3 separate regions of the Homo sapiens genome follow, and regions 2 and 3 are each linked to region 1. Evidence: chromatin loops called from intact Hi-C (ENCODE). Cell type or tissue: heart right ventricle. All regions are shown on one strand.

Region 1 (5,000 bases):
CATTTTGTGTGAATATTGTATTGCTATGGGTTTTACTTGGGAACATATAAAAAGGTTACCACATACTCCAATATGTGTTTTTCCTACATTTCAGTAACACCTGAATGGAAATCTAACATGAGGACTGTTGAAATTATTTTTTTCAAATGGGGAAGGGAGAAGAAGGTTAATAATTTTCCATACTCAGATTAGAAAGGTCACGACCATATCAGTTCAAAGAAGAGAATGCATGTGCTCATGGCTGGTTACCAGGTGAATTTTGCAAACATTTTATTATATACATAGTTGATTTTTTTTCCTTCCTGGGAAACTTATATCCATGAATCTGGAGTTTTACATTTTGGAGCTACATTTTTTGGTCCCTTCTACCTATATTATTTTTAAAAGATATCTTTATTTTAAAATTGAGCAACTTGAAGTGTATGTGTGTGTGTGTGTGTGTGTGTGTGTGTATACACATACCTGTATTGTAAATAAGAAAGGTGCTTAATAAGTTTGTCTTAAAACTCATGAAAGCTTGGCGTAAAATCTCACACTAATCACTATGGATGAGAATGGCTCTCGTTGAGAAATAAGGGCTGATGGCTTTTTTCTCAATGATCATGTTAAAAATATATTGAGAGCATTGTAGGACTCCAGATGCTTGGGTTGTGGCTCACAATTTTTACAGAATTAATTTCCAAAATTCTTGATTACTCCAGGAGGAAATTTATTCCAAAAGTAAGCTGTGTGCTTCCTTCTTAAATTTAAAAATTAATGCATCAAAGGTGTAATAAAAATCATCTCTTACAATTAGAGGTCCTAAAGAAATGTTTGAATTATTATGGCAATTAGAAGGGTACCTTACTTAAGATTTTGAGAGTTTTGTTGCTAGCAAAGCAGAGAAATAAAAAGTTAATTACTTTTGTAAGGGAAAACTTGGGAATATAGGTATGTCCCTGTACCTTTTCAGATATGTAAACAATATTTAGGTATTTTTACAGAGAATTGAGAAAAAGTACAGGCACTGACACTACTACAACCATAGTAGAAGACACTACTACAAAGATAGTAAAGGACAACTTTCTATGTAGATAAATATCAGTTATTTGGAGTTTATTATCTGAAAATATTTTGATAATTTCTTCCCATTTCTTTCAAGATAAAAATTAAGTTTTAATAGCAGATATCTTGCTTAGAATCAAGTACATTTTAGTGACTTGGCATTTATTCATTATTCGTTTATTTAGTTTATCACTTTTTTTTTTTTTTGAGACAGAATCTCTTTCTGTTGCCCAGGCTGGAGTGCAAGGCATGATCACGGCTCACTGCAATCTCCGCCTCCCAGGTTCAAGCAATTTTCATGCCTCAGCCTCCCGAGTAGCTGGGATTACAGGCATGCGCCACCACATCCAGATAATTTTGTATTTTTAGTAGAGACGGGGGTTTCACCATGTTGGTCAAGCTGGTCTTGAACTCCTGACCTCAAGTGATCCACCTACCTCAGCCTCCCAAAGTGCCAGGATTACAGGCATGAGCCACCGTGCCTGGCCCTTGCTTGTAGACTTTCATTCTCTGGTTCCATACTCCACAATATTATCAGCCCTATCTCTCAAAAATAGCATTGGTTATATTATAGCATCAATTAATTACATTGACATAAAATTAAAATGTCTCTACTTGTCACTTCTTGTAATATTACCTAATTTTGTTTTTCTCTAATTTTTCATAATTTATACACCTAATTTATTACCTTTCACGGGCTCATGTGTTTCCTATTTAAAGTCTGAAATGTGGCCAGGTGCAGTGGCTCATGCCTGTAATCCCAACACTTTGGGAGGCTGAGTTGGGAGGATCACTTGAAGCCAGGAGTTCAAGACCATCCTGGGCAACATGGTGAAACCCCATCTCTACCAAAAAATATGAAAATTACCAAGTGTTGTGGCGCACGCCTATAGTTCCAGCTACTTGGGAGGCTGAGGTGGGAGGATTGCTTGAGCCCTGGGAGGCAGAGGCTGCAGTGAGCAGAGATCGCGCCACTCCACTCCAGCCTGGGTGACAGAGTAAGACCTTGTCTAAAAAAAAAAAAAAAAAAGAAGTCTGAAATGTAAGTCATTTGTATCTGTTCAAATGATATAAGGTGGTATCAAGCATTCTTACACATGATGGTGGTCTTAGAAAATCATTTAGAGGATGCTAGGAGAAAAATTGAGCTGCCATCTGGAGAGGCTGCTGGATTGGCGACTCCCTCCTATCATTGGTTTACTCTCTCCAGGTGCCTTACTAAAGAGAATCAACAAAGAGAGAAGGACTTTGCTCAGTACCTTCTGCCTTAGAGGCCTGTCTGGTCATCTGCTGCCAGCTCTTTCCAGGGAGAGATGAGGAGCAGCAGGCCTGTGCTCTCAAGCCCTCAGGGAATGCACTGCCTCCAGTGGGACAGAGTGGAGCTGTTGCTTGTGTCATTGCTGCAGCACATTATTTGAAACTGACCTCAAGACTTGGATTTGCTCAGTTTATTTTTAGAAGTAATGACAGTATAGCACTTTGAGGCCTGAATGTTATTTCTAGACAAGAGTAATACTGTTTTTCTGAGAAGTAGAATTTCAGGATTTCAAATGGATTTTTTGGTAAATATTTCTGAAGCTTTTCCAGTAACTGAGACTTTCTGGGCAGAAAGGCAAGATGGGACATAGTGTGCATCCTCTGTTCTTGCTGACCTCAGTATCTCAGAGTGTGACTAGACGCTGTTACCGAGCAGCTGCATAGTCATCTTCTTCCCTTGTTCTGAGCAAGTCCTCTGTTACACAAAGAAGAAAAAAGCAATCATTCTTTTCAGTCATTTACCTTCCAACTTACTAAATTTGAAATTATAATTATACATACAGTACATACAAGGTTGTCTGTAGGGAGTATATTTGTTTTTATGTCTTATATTCTGGCATGTATATGAGTTTGCCTAAGAGATTTGGAGATACATACACATGCATACATACATGTGTCTGACTTTTTATGTAAATATATTTTGTATGACGTGTTAATTTATATGATACATGGCTATCCAATGTGGTTATCTCTACAAAGAAATGTACTCACAGATGCATTTAATTTTTACAGATACAATTTTCATTAGCTTTCTAACTGAAGTCCCTGCCTGTAGACTTTCATTCTCTGGTTCCATTGTGTACTCCACAGTGTCATCAACCCTGATTTTCAAAAACAGCATTCATAGCCAGCAGTTTTGTCTTGCTTCCTATATGCCAGGCACTGTTCTAACTTTTTATATATAAATCTCTCAACAATTCCATGAGGTAGGTGCTGTTAACATCCTCATTTTACAAAAGAAGAAACTGAGGTACAGAGAGGTCAAAAAGCTCACTCTAGGTCAGAAACAATCCTAAGTGGTAAAGTCAGTCTGAACCCAGGCAGTCTAACTCTAAAATCTATACTCTTAACTACTATATTGTGTTGCACACAGAATCTGGTTCCTCGTGCCTCTGATCAAAACCGATATTTCCTGCAGCAGAAAATCTTAACATATTAGCACAGGATTAATTTGTTAGCTTTTTATGTTTTTCCCTGCTCACATTTGAGGTTGTTATCCACAGACAAGTATATCAAACTATTGCTGTTCTCCAAACCTTCCAGATAGTTTTCTGACTCTGTGATGTTAATCATGCTATTCCTTTTATCTGAAATTTACTTCATCTTTTTCTACCCAGAAAACGCCTATTTATTCTTCAAAGCCCATATCAGCCTTCACAACTCTTTTATGCATTGTTGTAAAATTGTATTTTCTCTCATCTGTGTTTCCGTAGCACTTAATAAGTAACTCCGGTTTTGGTGCTTCTTTCATTGTATGGTGGTGTTTATTTGCCCTTAAGTGTCATGTGCTCTTCATTGGGAGTACCATCTCCCCTCTGCTGATTTCATTCAACTGTCTAGTAACCAGATTCACCTCTCAGCCATGTTCCTGTATCATCAGTGCTGCTCTGCGGTGCCCTGTCTGGTTTTCAGTCACAGTTTCCTGTGCAGGTGGTGGAGGATTTTGAAATGCTTGAAACTGAACCATTACACCCACTTGAGATAGTTTCTTTTGTCTGTGTATGATAGGAGGTGGGTGGGGAAAAATAAGTGCACACAGCCTATTACCTGGAGTTGAGATCACCAATTAAATGTCATGAATAGGGTAAGATAACACATATTAGTTGTGTTTAAAATATTTTGCTCCTTAGATTTTTATTCACTCTTCACTTTAATTTAGAAAGGCAGTTTTCAGATGTTGGATGAGCATTGACTAATTTCCAAATACCTTTTTATTTGTTTTCTGCATTATAGATCATGTGACTCAAATGTATTTAGGGTAGCTAGCAGATGATTGAACATGATGAAACTATGAGTCTTTTATTTATCTAAGTAAAGCAGTGAATGCAGATGGGTTTATTATAGTCATAGGGCCCCATGTACTTTAGTCCTTATTTCATCCAGCAAAACTTCGATGACTAATTTTGACTTCAATTGAGGAATATTTTATTTAAAACATTTGCTTAGAATAATAGTCATTGTAAAGGAACACTTTTCATGTGTTTACTGAACCAAATGCTAAGATGATACAATTCCTAATTTTAAATAAGATAAATATCAAATTATAGGTTTTTGCATAATTTTAGTAAAATAGATGTGAGAAAGATTGGAGATTATGTGAGGATTCTAGGTACTTAAGTTGGAGTAGAGGAGAAAGAAGGAAGAAATGGCCTACTCATAATTGCATTACAGTTTTTTTCAGTCTTGAACAGAAGTTGAAGTCTGAATGGTACTGAAGTAAATGAGAGATTCAAATCCAAAAGAAGAAAAAGTCCTCATTATAAATTTTGGAAATGCATAAAAATGGTGAATGATAATATTCTGATATTTGAAAAAATAAATAAAGCTACATTTTAAAATTTAATTTATAAAAGTCTGAGTGACTTTTTAATAAATTAAAATTTGAAATTATAAATTTATATGAGAAATTAATTTTTCTC
Region 2 (5,000 bases), 53 kb after region 1:
TTCCCTCTCCTCATTAAATTCTGGATTTTTCTTACCTACTTTTCTCTCCCTACCAAAGAAATAGATAAAATACCATGCTCTTCATTTTATTGGTGGGTCAGTATTAATTGCCCAATTCTGTCTTTGCTTTGAAAGAATTCTTGCCTAAGAGGTCTCTCTCTCCATAAAGTCGATACCTTTTCCAGTTTCCCAGACAAGCCTGAATAAATATGTCAGAACCTAGCAGTGGACAGGGCTATGAATGATTCAAAACTGTCTATTCCCTACAACGTGTAAATGAAAATATAGACAGCTGTACAGGATCAGAATAGGGGAGAAGGAACAGGGAAACCTGGAAGGCTGCTCTTTTGTGAACAACAGCCTGGAAGGTTGGGAAATGATTTTCAGTGTTTTGTGGGACTGTACTACAGATTGGACTATGCCATCTACTTGTGCTAAAAAGCACAAAAGTCTTTTAAAAGCAAAGGTGACAAAAGTCTTTTAAAAGCAAGTAAAGACATTCTCCAGAAATATTTTTAATAAAACATGCACAATAATGCTGCTTTTTCCAACTATTGTGTGGTTGTAAGTTTTTGAACCTAATTCTTCAAATTATAACAACTACTAAAGATTTATCAAATGTAAATCCTGTGCCAGGCATGATGCTCAACCCTCTGATGGATTGTCTTGTTTAGCAGACACAGCTAGCACATTATATTATGTACATTTTTACAAATTGAGGGAAAGAAGGCAGAGATGCTAAGCACTTTGCCCACAGTTACCCAGTAAGTGGCTGAGCTGGTACTGCATGCCAGGTATCCTGCTTGTGGAGCCAACAGTCACTTCTGTACTATCTCAGTGACAGCTATGGAGGCCTGGGATTATTTTATTTATCCTATTGGAAATGACAGTTGTAGCAATGACTAAATATACTGTGACATTAATTCCCCCTGGAAGTGTAATTTGATTATGTTTGGTAAACTGAATGAGTGCCTGATCTCTATGAATGCAGCTTTTAATTGATTTACAAATTACATTATTTGGAGCAGTGACTGCTGGTATTGGACTTGGTGTCCTATTGCACTCTTTGTTGCTATTGTTTTCTTTCCTGCATTGACGTTGTTTTCTGTATTAAGCTGCCTGAATCATGTCCTTTGAAAATATTAATACCTTTTTGAAGAAAACCAAGGAATTGTGGTAACTCCATGGTGAGGTAGCCTTTGAGTGGAAATAACCAAAAATTACCTGCAGTGGGAATTACCTTTTGGTTATTGTGCATAAAAATGGCAGAGATAGATAAATGGATAGGTAGATAATGTTTTCTTAAATTTATTTGTATACATAGATAATCTCACAGCCCATGAAGACTCAACATATAGGCCTTTTAATGCCTACGTTTAGTTTCCTCGTATTGATTTACTTGCAAATTTTCTAATATATTCTTCAGTAGAATTTACTTTATAGCTTTATGTCCAGATTATCTTGGCTTTTGCCTTTGGATAACAAAACAACTATTCCTTCATTTGAAGCAGATAGTTAAGAAAACAAATTACCTTTTGAAAACCATAAGGCTGACTTTATGCCTAGGAATAGATTATTTCTCAGTCCTAGGGAAATATGCATTGAACATTATTTTATGATGCTTTTTAGTACTTTGAGATTCAGTTCAAGCTGACAAGGACCTAAGTATTGGATCTGAAACTCCTCACATTCTGTTCTGTTTCTCCCTGAAAGCACCTGTCAGTGTCTATAGACTTTGAAACCAAGATTTAACAGGGTAACATTTACTGACTATATTATGCTACATTATGTATAATAGTATGACAGGACAATGACTTACAGGTCATATGAATATTATTAGCTCTCTCTGCCTCCTTTGATTTTTTTCTTTTTTTTTTTTAAACTGAGCTACTGCACTCCAGCCTGGCAGAGTATCTCTCTATGGGGTATCACCCAGGCTGGAGTGCAATAGCACAATCAAATAATACACACACACAGGCCGGGCGTGGTGGCTCACACCTGTAATCCAAGCACTTTGGGAGGCTGAGGCAGGTGGATCACCTGAGGTCAGGAGTTCGAGACCAGCCTGACCAACATAATGAAACCCTGTTTCTACTAAAATTACAAAATTAGCTGGGAGTGGTGGTGCATGCCTGCGATTCCAACTACTTGGGAGGCTGAGGCAGGAGAATCGCTTAAACCCAGGAGACAGAGGTTGCAGTGAGCCAAGATTGTGCCATTGCACTCCAGCCTGGACAAGAGCGAAACTCCATATCAAATAATAATAATAATAATGATAATACACACACATATAGAATGAGAGGGAATTTATGAGAAGTTTGATATTTCATTGTTTTGGATTTGGAGAATGTTTCCACTTAGATCAGGAACCTCTCTATTCACATCATATAGGCTTTGATTGTATAATAAGTGATAGCAAGTATTGTTAGCCTGTAACTTCTTAAGCCAAAGCTCCTGAGGGAGGATCATAAATACATATGCCTATCATTTTCCCAATTCTACATAATACTGTTTCAACTAACCAAAGCAGGCTTGTATCTACAATTTCATCATTGGAGTCCCTATTCTCTTACATTTTCCTTCAAAACTTTCAAGTGTATGTAAACTCTATAAGGACACATTATTTTCACCATCATAGTAGTAAAGCATGCTCATCATCCAGAACACTTGTTTCTTCACTTAGTGTTGACGTGTATCTACTTTCTGAATTAATTTTCAGGTTCTGTTGCTAATTGCAAGCAGGTTTATGGTGCCACATTTTTACCACTGCACCCTGTGCTCATTGATCTCCCTGAAGCTCTAGTTCAGTTCCAACCTAATGAAAAGCAAATAGATGCCAACGACAATAGTTACCCAGCTAACATTTTGGTTTTGGTCTGGGTCATCCTTCTGAGGCGTATGACTTGCTGTTTTGTATGTTGGTGTGTAGAGAGGAGCCGATGTGTTCCAGAAGCCCTACATCTAATGGGCAATAACTCACAAAATCACTAGCTAGCAGATTCTCACAGTTAAAGGGCGAATGTTCATTGAATATTGGAAATGTCAACTGCAGCCTGTCTGGGTGATGTTTAAAATTATCAATGTACCACCTTCAACATAATAATTCCCTACATTTTCTTTGCTTTATTTTTTATTTTAATTTTTAAAAAATGGAGACGAGGTTTTGCCATGTTGCCCAGGCTGGTCTCAAGCTCCTGGGCTCAAGTGGTCCTCCTGCCTTGGCCTCCAAAGGTGCTAGGATTACAAGCATGAGCCACCATATTCAGTCTACAATCTCAGCTGAACCATTCTCTGCTCACAAATAGCACTAGTGATAGGAGATAAGAAGAGGTGATTTTTGAATGGCCTAATGTAAAAGACCATCACAGACTTTAGAATACCAATTTGTGGCTCTGGTTTAAATGAATAGATAGCCCCTGGACTCCATTAGTACAACTGAGGGGCTGGATTGTAATTGTTTTCTGAAGTCCCTGTCACTTCTGAAATTCTGAGATTTGATTTTTTTAATATGTCGTGATCCATGATATGTTACATAAAATGCTAATATGCTAGACAATTGGCATATCCACAGTATTTGAGTAGACTTTCTAAATTCATGAAATTACAACACTCTGAGTTATGTCTTAGCAACTTAGAAGTCAGAAGTCAAATTTCTAGTCTTTCTTGCAGCCAGTGTGCAGGCATGTCACTAGGCTTGTAGACTTGTCCCATCTAACAGATGTTTGCCATACTTCATTTGGGGATTCATCAGTGTCAGAAGGCAGATTTTGCACAGACTTTCCATTTTTCTCAGTGAATGTGGTGGTCGAGGGCTGTGGTTTGAGGAGTCAGCAGTATATTTAATTTTTGATATGAAAGTGACATTGGTCCTGGTGGCATTGGCAGTTGACATATATTATTGGTATTAATTGCAGCAGATGTAGCGGCAGCTGTTTTTCCATCAGGCTAGTTCTGAAGCTTAGTCTTGGGACTTTTTTTCTGGAAACTTATTCCTGAGCCCTCCCAACAATTCTGGAAGCTATTCAATATTGGTTTAATAAATTTCTTAGAATTGATGGCGTATACCCAAGTGTTTGCAGTCAACAATCCTAAGAACCCTGACTGAACAAATGTGCAAGTGATTTTTCTCAAAGACCGCATAACCCCAGGTCTAATAATTCATTAATTTTAGTGAGAATGAATGAATGAACAAAGTAGAAAACTAGCCATAAACATGCATTTGCAAAACCTCTGATCAGGTGTAAGGAAACATTCATTGATAATGTTTCTCAAGGCATTTTTAAAAACTATTCTATTTTATGCTTTGTCCTCCATGCCCAAACAATTCAACTCTGTATAAACAGTTCTCTTCATTGAAAATAACTACGCATTCATTTTTTGCTACCTAACAAATGGATATTGTAGTATAGTGATTTGAATTAGATGTGAATAGGAAGAAAGATAAAAGTGAACCTAAGTAAAATGTTGCATTTATGTCTGAATTCCCTGGTCTCTGGATTATATGAGCCTGATTCATCATACTGCTAAATTAAATTGCCATTCTTAATCAATATCCTAAATCTCCACTGAAGAGAGTTTTTTTTTTTAAACATTGTGAATTATACATCATTTCCTGTATGTAAGTCTGCCCAAAGTTAGAGTTGAAAGCTATCACAATAAAATAATAGAATGGAGAATTTGTTTTTCCTCCCTTTCTATTTTTTTTTTTTTTTTACCAAGAACATAATCCAATTGACAAGAGTAAATTTGTTTGATATATATTATCATCCAAGGAACTTGAGATGAAATTTTTTTTCACTGCTAAGTCAATTCACTACTAGCCATGAGGCCCCAAACTGAGAGAGGTATAACAAATACTGTTGTCTAGATGTTTTCAAACTGTGCATTATGACCCTTTAACGACCACTAAATATAGTGAGATAAATTTCATTAAATGTCAGAGTATATTACATGTAGTAAGATTAAGTATTGTTTTCTGTAACTTATGTTTTAGTTATGTA
Region 3 (5,000 bases), 50 kb before region 1:
TGTCTCTGTGAATTTGACTACTCTGGGTACCTCATGTAGGTGGAAGCATACACTACTTGTCTTTTTCTGTCTGACTTGTTTTACTTTGCATATCTTCAAGGTTTTTTCATATTGTAGTGTGTGTCAGAATTTTATTTCTTTTTAAGAATGAATAATAGTTCATTTTATGTATATACAACAGTTTATCCATTCGTCTGTTGATGGACATGCAGGTTGCTTCTATCTTTTGGCATTTGTTAACAGTTAAGATTTTTTAGATTTGTCTTTACAAGGGTATATATGATTATTAAATTGAACATTCTAATTGGATGAAATGAAAAGAAAGAAAGTATATCAGTGATAAAGTTTATAATTTTGATTTCTTTATTGTACACAGGAAAGTGCTAGATCATTTTACCCCCAAATACTATTATTATGTTGTAGACTGCTTACTTTTGATATTCTATGACATAAATAGAGATGTTGGAGTATACATCATGATGCGTATTTATTTACCTGAAGGGAAAGATGGAATTCTTCATAATGCGCATATTGGATATTCTGATGAACTGGACATTGCCAGTTCTAAACTCTCATTTACGTTTTGACTTCTTAGTGTATGATAATGTGATTTAATGAATCACGAGGAACCAGAGGGATATTTTTGCCTTTTTAAACTTTTAGCTTTGTAGTATACATTTTTTCTTTAGCCCTTCATCTGTTTTTCATAATTATTTTTCACTTAACTAGTTTTATCATATTAGTTTTAATATGAATGAAAGGCCATAGTGTTTGTTATGTTTTCAAATATGAAATGCCCTGTACATTGCATTGCAGTGATATGGAGTGCTGTCAATGTCCTAGACTTGCAGGGAATCTGCAAACTTGATTGAACTTTTATGAGTAATAATTTAGAAAGATATTAATGTGGAATACGTGCCATTGCATTATCCGCTTCTTCCTTTGTTTCACTCAATTTAAAACAATGCAATACAACAAAACAGAAACAAACTTTGACAAAATCCAGCTGATTAACTTTTGTAGTAAGTTGCCTTTCTACATTAGTATATTTTAAATATTGAGGTATGATATACACAGTTTTGATTTCTGGGGTTAACTAGTTGAAGGCTATAGGGTTTAATATGTTTCTTTGTACACTCAGTGTCTAACACTAGATAGAGTAAAACTGTATTCAAAATATACCAGCATTGAAGAATAGCATCTAAAAATTGGATTGGAGTAAGTTGGATGTCTTGGAAGATCTGATTTTAAGATGGCAGTAACATAAAATACACTTTTATATAATTGTGGTGATGTTACTGGGTGTTGTTTTTTTTTTTTTAATTCTACTAGTGAGTCAGGTGGCTATTTCTATTTGAAAGTGAAGGTTTTAGATTTCAAATTCAGTATGGGTTGTAGATTACATACTTCTTTGTAAAGATTTCCCGTCTATATTTCGTTGCTGAATAGTCATATAAAGATGGTGGAACCTTTTTAAGTCTCTCTGATGCTCCAACAAAGAGGATAAACAACAGGATATTTTTATTTTATCTGATGTTCACAGTATTAGGTACTTTCTTTTGTAGAAAGTTATGGAAATTCTTATTTTTTGTTGCCATTTGCAAAGATGACAGTGATAATATATTTACATAAATATACTTTAATGCCATTTGTCTTTTATCTGGCTAATCTAGTCTTTTTGTTTTTCCTTTCTTCCAAATTGTTCACATTAAATGTAAAAATTTCTGAGCCACCTTACTGTTTCTTACAAAATTGCTGTGCTTTAAATTACTAGAGTATGTTTTAATTTTTTGAACATCATTTTATTACTACAGCTAGAATAATAACCCTTCTCCTGTGCATCTCTCAGTTATTGTAAGAATTAAATGATTTATTATGAAAACACTGTAAATTATAAAGCACCATATATACTTTATTGATCTCTGTAAGTTATACATAGTTGTGTATTGTACAAATTGTGTTTTGTTGTTGTTTGTTTTTTGAGACGGTCTCACTCTGTCACTCAGGTTGTAGTACAGCGGTGCAATCTCAGCTCACCACAACCTCTGCCTCGCGGGCTCAAGCGATCCTCCCACCTCAGCCTCCCAAGTAGCTGTGACCACAGGCGCACACCACCATGCCCAGCTAATTTTTTTTTTTTTTTTTTTTTTTTTTTTTTTTTTTTCCTGTAGAGATGGTTTTGCCATGTTGGCCGGGTTGGTCTCAAACTCTTGAGCTCAAGTGATCCACCCGCCTTGGCCTCCCAAAGTGCTAGGATTACAGGCGTGAGCCACCACACCTTGCCTGTACAAGTTTGCAAAAGGCAGAATTTTATATATATTTCCTGTGTATTATTCTAACTGGGCTCTTATATGCTATCGGTATTGTAGTTTCTTGGACAGGCAAACGTTTTTATTGTGTTTTGTTTGTGTGTGTTTTACTTTTTTAAAATGTCTTGGGTAGTTTTCGGAATCTGTTTTACTCATTTGGTGATTATAAATTTAGAAGTTTGCCATGTAAGATAGTAAAATGTTTTAGATCATTTGGGTTGATTTTTCTGCTTCTTTTTTTTTTTTTTTCCATTTTCCTAAACTTAGGAGTAAAACTGGTTTAAAAAACTTTTTGAGACACTTTAGAAGATTAAGTGGAATGGTCATATTATACTTTTTCCTTTGGTTTTTACTTTGTATTAACATGAAGGCATATATTGCATTTAGAGAAATATGAACACAGTAAAATGTTTTCCCATCAGCCTTTCAAATTTGTTGTATCTTGATTATGAAAGTGTTGTCATTTTAATAACTAGTCTAACTAGGCTGTCAGCTGGTTCTTGGAATAAGGAAGCTGCTTGGGCATTAGTGCTTGGACCTCCCACTCTCTTATTGTCAATAGATAACACTGAACAATTTGAACTATTTGATTTACATACTTGTTAAGTAATTTGTATATATGCCTTCTATTTGGAAAAATTATTTTTGAAGTGGATAAATAAAAAAATTACTATAGGAATAAAAGAGAACAATGTAAAAATTCTACTACCTTAGAATGTAGTAGAATATTATTTTGCAAATTTGTAAATTGTGATTCAAGAAGTATTTTTATGACCTTCCTTTCCATTTGTACACTCTGAACTAGATCAAATGAAAATCATCACGAGATTTTTCATGCCCATTTAATGTTTTATTTTAGAAAGAGTTAAGGAGAAAAAAAGTAAGTTGAAACAACTGAACTAATCTCTTGTAACCAACATTCAGAACAAAGCTTTTAAATTACTCTTCATCTTCTGTGTTTCTTAGGATTCCATGTGCACAGATTTTATTTTATGCCCTCAGTTCAAAGCTAAAACACATCAACTACCCCTATTATTTAAAAAAAAGTTTTTTCAACAAGAGAATTTTAAACAAAATGTCTGTTCTTTTATTCTATTACAGAACTCAGGTGAGAATCCTTCTCATATTTTAACATGGAAATAATGTTTTCCTTAAAAACAACATTTTTCTTGTTTAGCTTAAAAGCAGAATGGAAACCTGTTCTCATTTGTACATATTTAGCCTACCCTTTGGCTTACCAATGGTTGAGTCATGAGCAAAATTAGTTTGTGTATGTATTTTAAAAGTCAGATGTCAAGTAATCACCTTTTAAAGAGGCTCATTATAATTAGTTACATGTATGACAGTTTACTCATGAAGAAACTGCCATTTATGTAATTTCACAGTTTAAAAGCTACATGCTTGAGCAGAGTCTATGTTTCTGTATTTAAAAAATAAAGTGGATTTTGTCTTTGTATTAAAACATGTTAAGTAACTATATCTTTTTCATAGCTCTGCTTTTACAATGATATCAAAGCATCAATAGAAAGGCAAATTAATTTCTGATAATTTCAACGTTATTGGTATTTAATTTGGAGCCATACTTATACCTGATAACTTGACTTTTCCCTTTGTTTGAGGATATTTAACTCACTTAACTCACAGGCTGAAAAGAAGTAGAGAAAAAACCCAGATGTTCAGTTTAGCAATTAAAAAAGGATTTGCACTTGCTGAGTACAGTTTTTTAAATTAGACAGCATCTAGTTACTCTTTGATCTTTCATTTGTGGTGTTCATGCCTAGGCATTTTAAAACTAACTAAAGTAAAAATGCTTACTCAGGAGAAAAGACACTGAGGACCAAGGCTCCTTTAATAAATGGAAGGCAACTGTTATTACAGGAACATAGGAAAGTATTCAAAAGATTTCTTTTGAAATCATTTCAGAAGCTGCATTAAATGGTTCTTTCATTCCTGATTCTGGTTTGCCGAATATCACCATTAGTCATTAAGCACATTGCTTTATCATTTCAGTCTCTGTCTCTGCACATACAACTCTCACCCCTCAAGCTCTCCACTAGTCTACCTCACCTTTCTCTTCAAAACTTCTCCAGGGGCCAACTTTTTGTTAAAGCTGTCCTATGCAAACTCTTTTACTTTATATCCATTACTTATTTAAATTAATTTTTACCCTGTGTTTATTTGAAATCATTTGGAAATTATGAAATAACTGACCTTAAGTCTTTTTCATTTATATTGTACAGTGCTTCTAGTAGAGAAGCACTAATATATCTATATTCCTAATATATATATATTTTGATAGGATGCGCTGCATAGATGAAGATGAGATAGCTATTAACTCTAAATGAATAGGCATGAACTTTTCAGGGAGTCAGAGGAGCTATAGAAAATTCACGTTTAGCTCCTTTTATTTAAATAATATGTAAAAAGTCACATTTCTTTGATGACTTAAACCTGCTGTAGTTATAAAGTGCCTAAATTGTGAGTGCAGGACTCTTATCATTGAATTACTCCTAGAGGTCTTGAATTCATGCACGCTGATTAAAATATGTAAAAATATGTGAATTATCATGTAATTGATACCATAGTGAATTAATATCATTTTGATTAAAGTCAAATTTGTTTAAAAGTTTTACTGAATTCATAACAGCTCAACCAATAATATTAGAAACACCACTGCTGTCATGTGGCAAT

Evidence for each region. Hi-C counts contacts between places; a loop is a spot of excess contacts. Peaks named below come from ENCODE experiments on the same cell type or tissue, not always from the same donor. Only the 100,000 strongest peaks of a DNase experiment are listed, where the experiment ranks them.
Region 2: it touches region 1 in a loop (2.4-fold over the local background); 17 of 110 quality-filtered maps call a loop at or near these places.
Region 3: it touches region 1 in a loop (2.2-fold over the local background); 8 of 110 quality-filtered maps call a loop at or near these places.

Annotation. Positions count from the first base shown.
Region 1 is chr4:113,682,314-113,687,313 of GRCh38, reverse strand. The region is part of intron 2 of CAMK2D (calcium/calmodulin dependent protein kinase II delta); the gene reads left to right. Among named protein-coding and RNA genes, the nearest start is that of CAMK2D, 77 kb to the left of the region's middle. In heart right ventricle, CTCF peaks have their summits at 2,215 and 2,419; DNase peaks (open chromatin) are centred at 2,393 and 2,720; H3K27ac peaks cover 4,185 bases.
Region 2 is chr4:113,629,499-113,634,498 of GRCh38, reverse strand. The region is part of intron 3 of CAMK2D (calcium/calmodulin dependent protein kinase II delta); the gene reads left to right. Among named protein-coding and RNA genes, the nearest start is that of CAMK2D, 130 kb to the left of the region's middle. In heart right ventricle, no CTCF peak of the experiment used is centred here; no DNase peak of the experiment used is centred here; H3K27ac peaks cover 5,000 bases.
Region 3 is chr4:113,732,454-113,737,453 of GRCh38, reverse strand. The region is part of intron 2 of CAMK2D (calcium/calmodulin dependent protein kinase II delta); the gene reads left to right. Among named protein-coding and RNA genes, the nearest start is that of CAMK2D, 27 kb to the left of the region's middle. In heart right ventricle, no CTCF peak of the experiment used is centred here; no DNase peak of the experiment used is centred here; H3K27ac peaks cover 1,571 bases.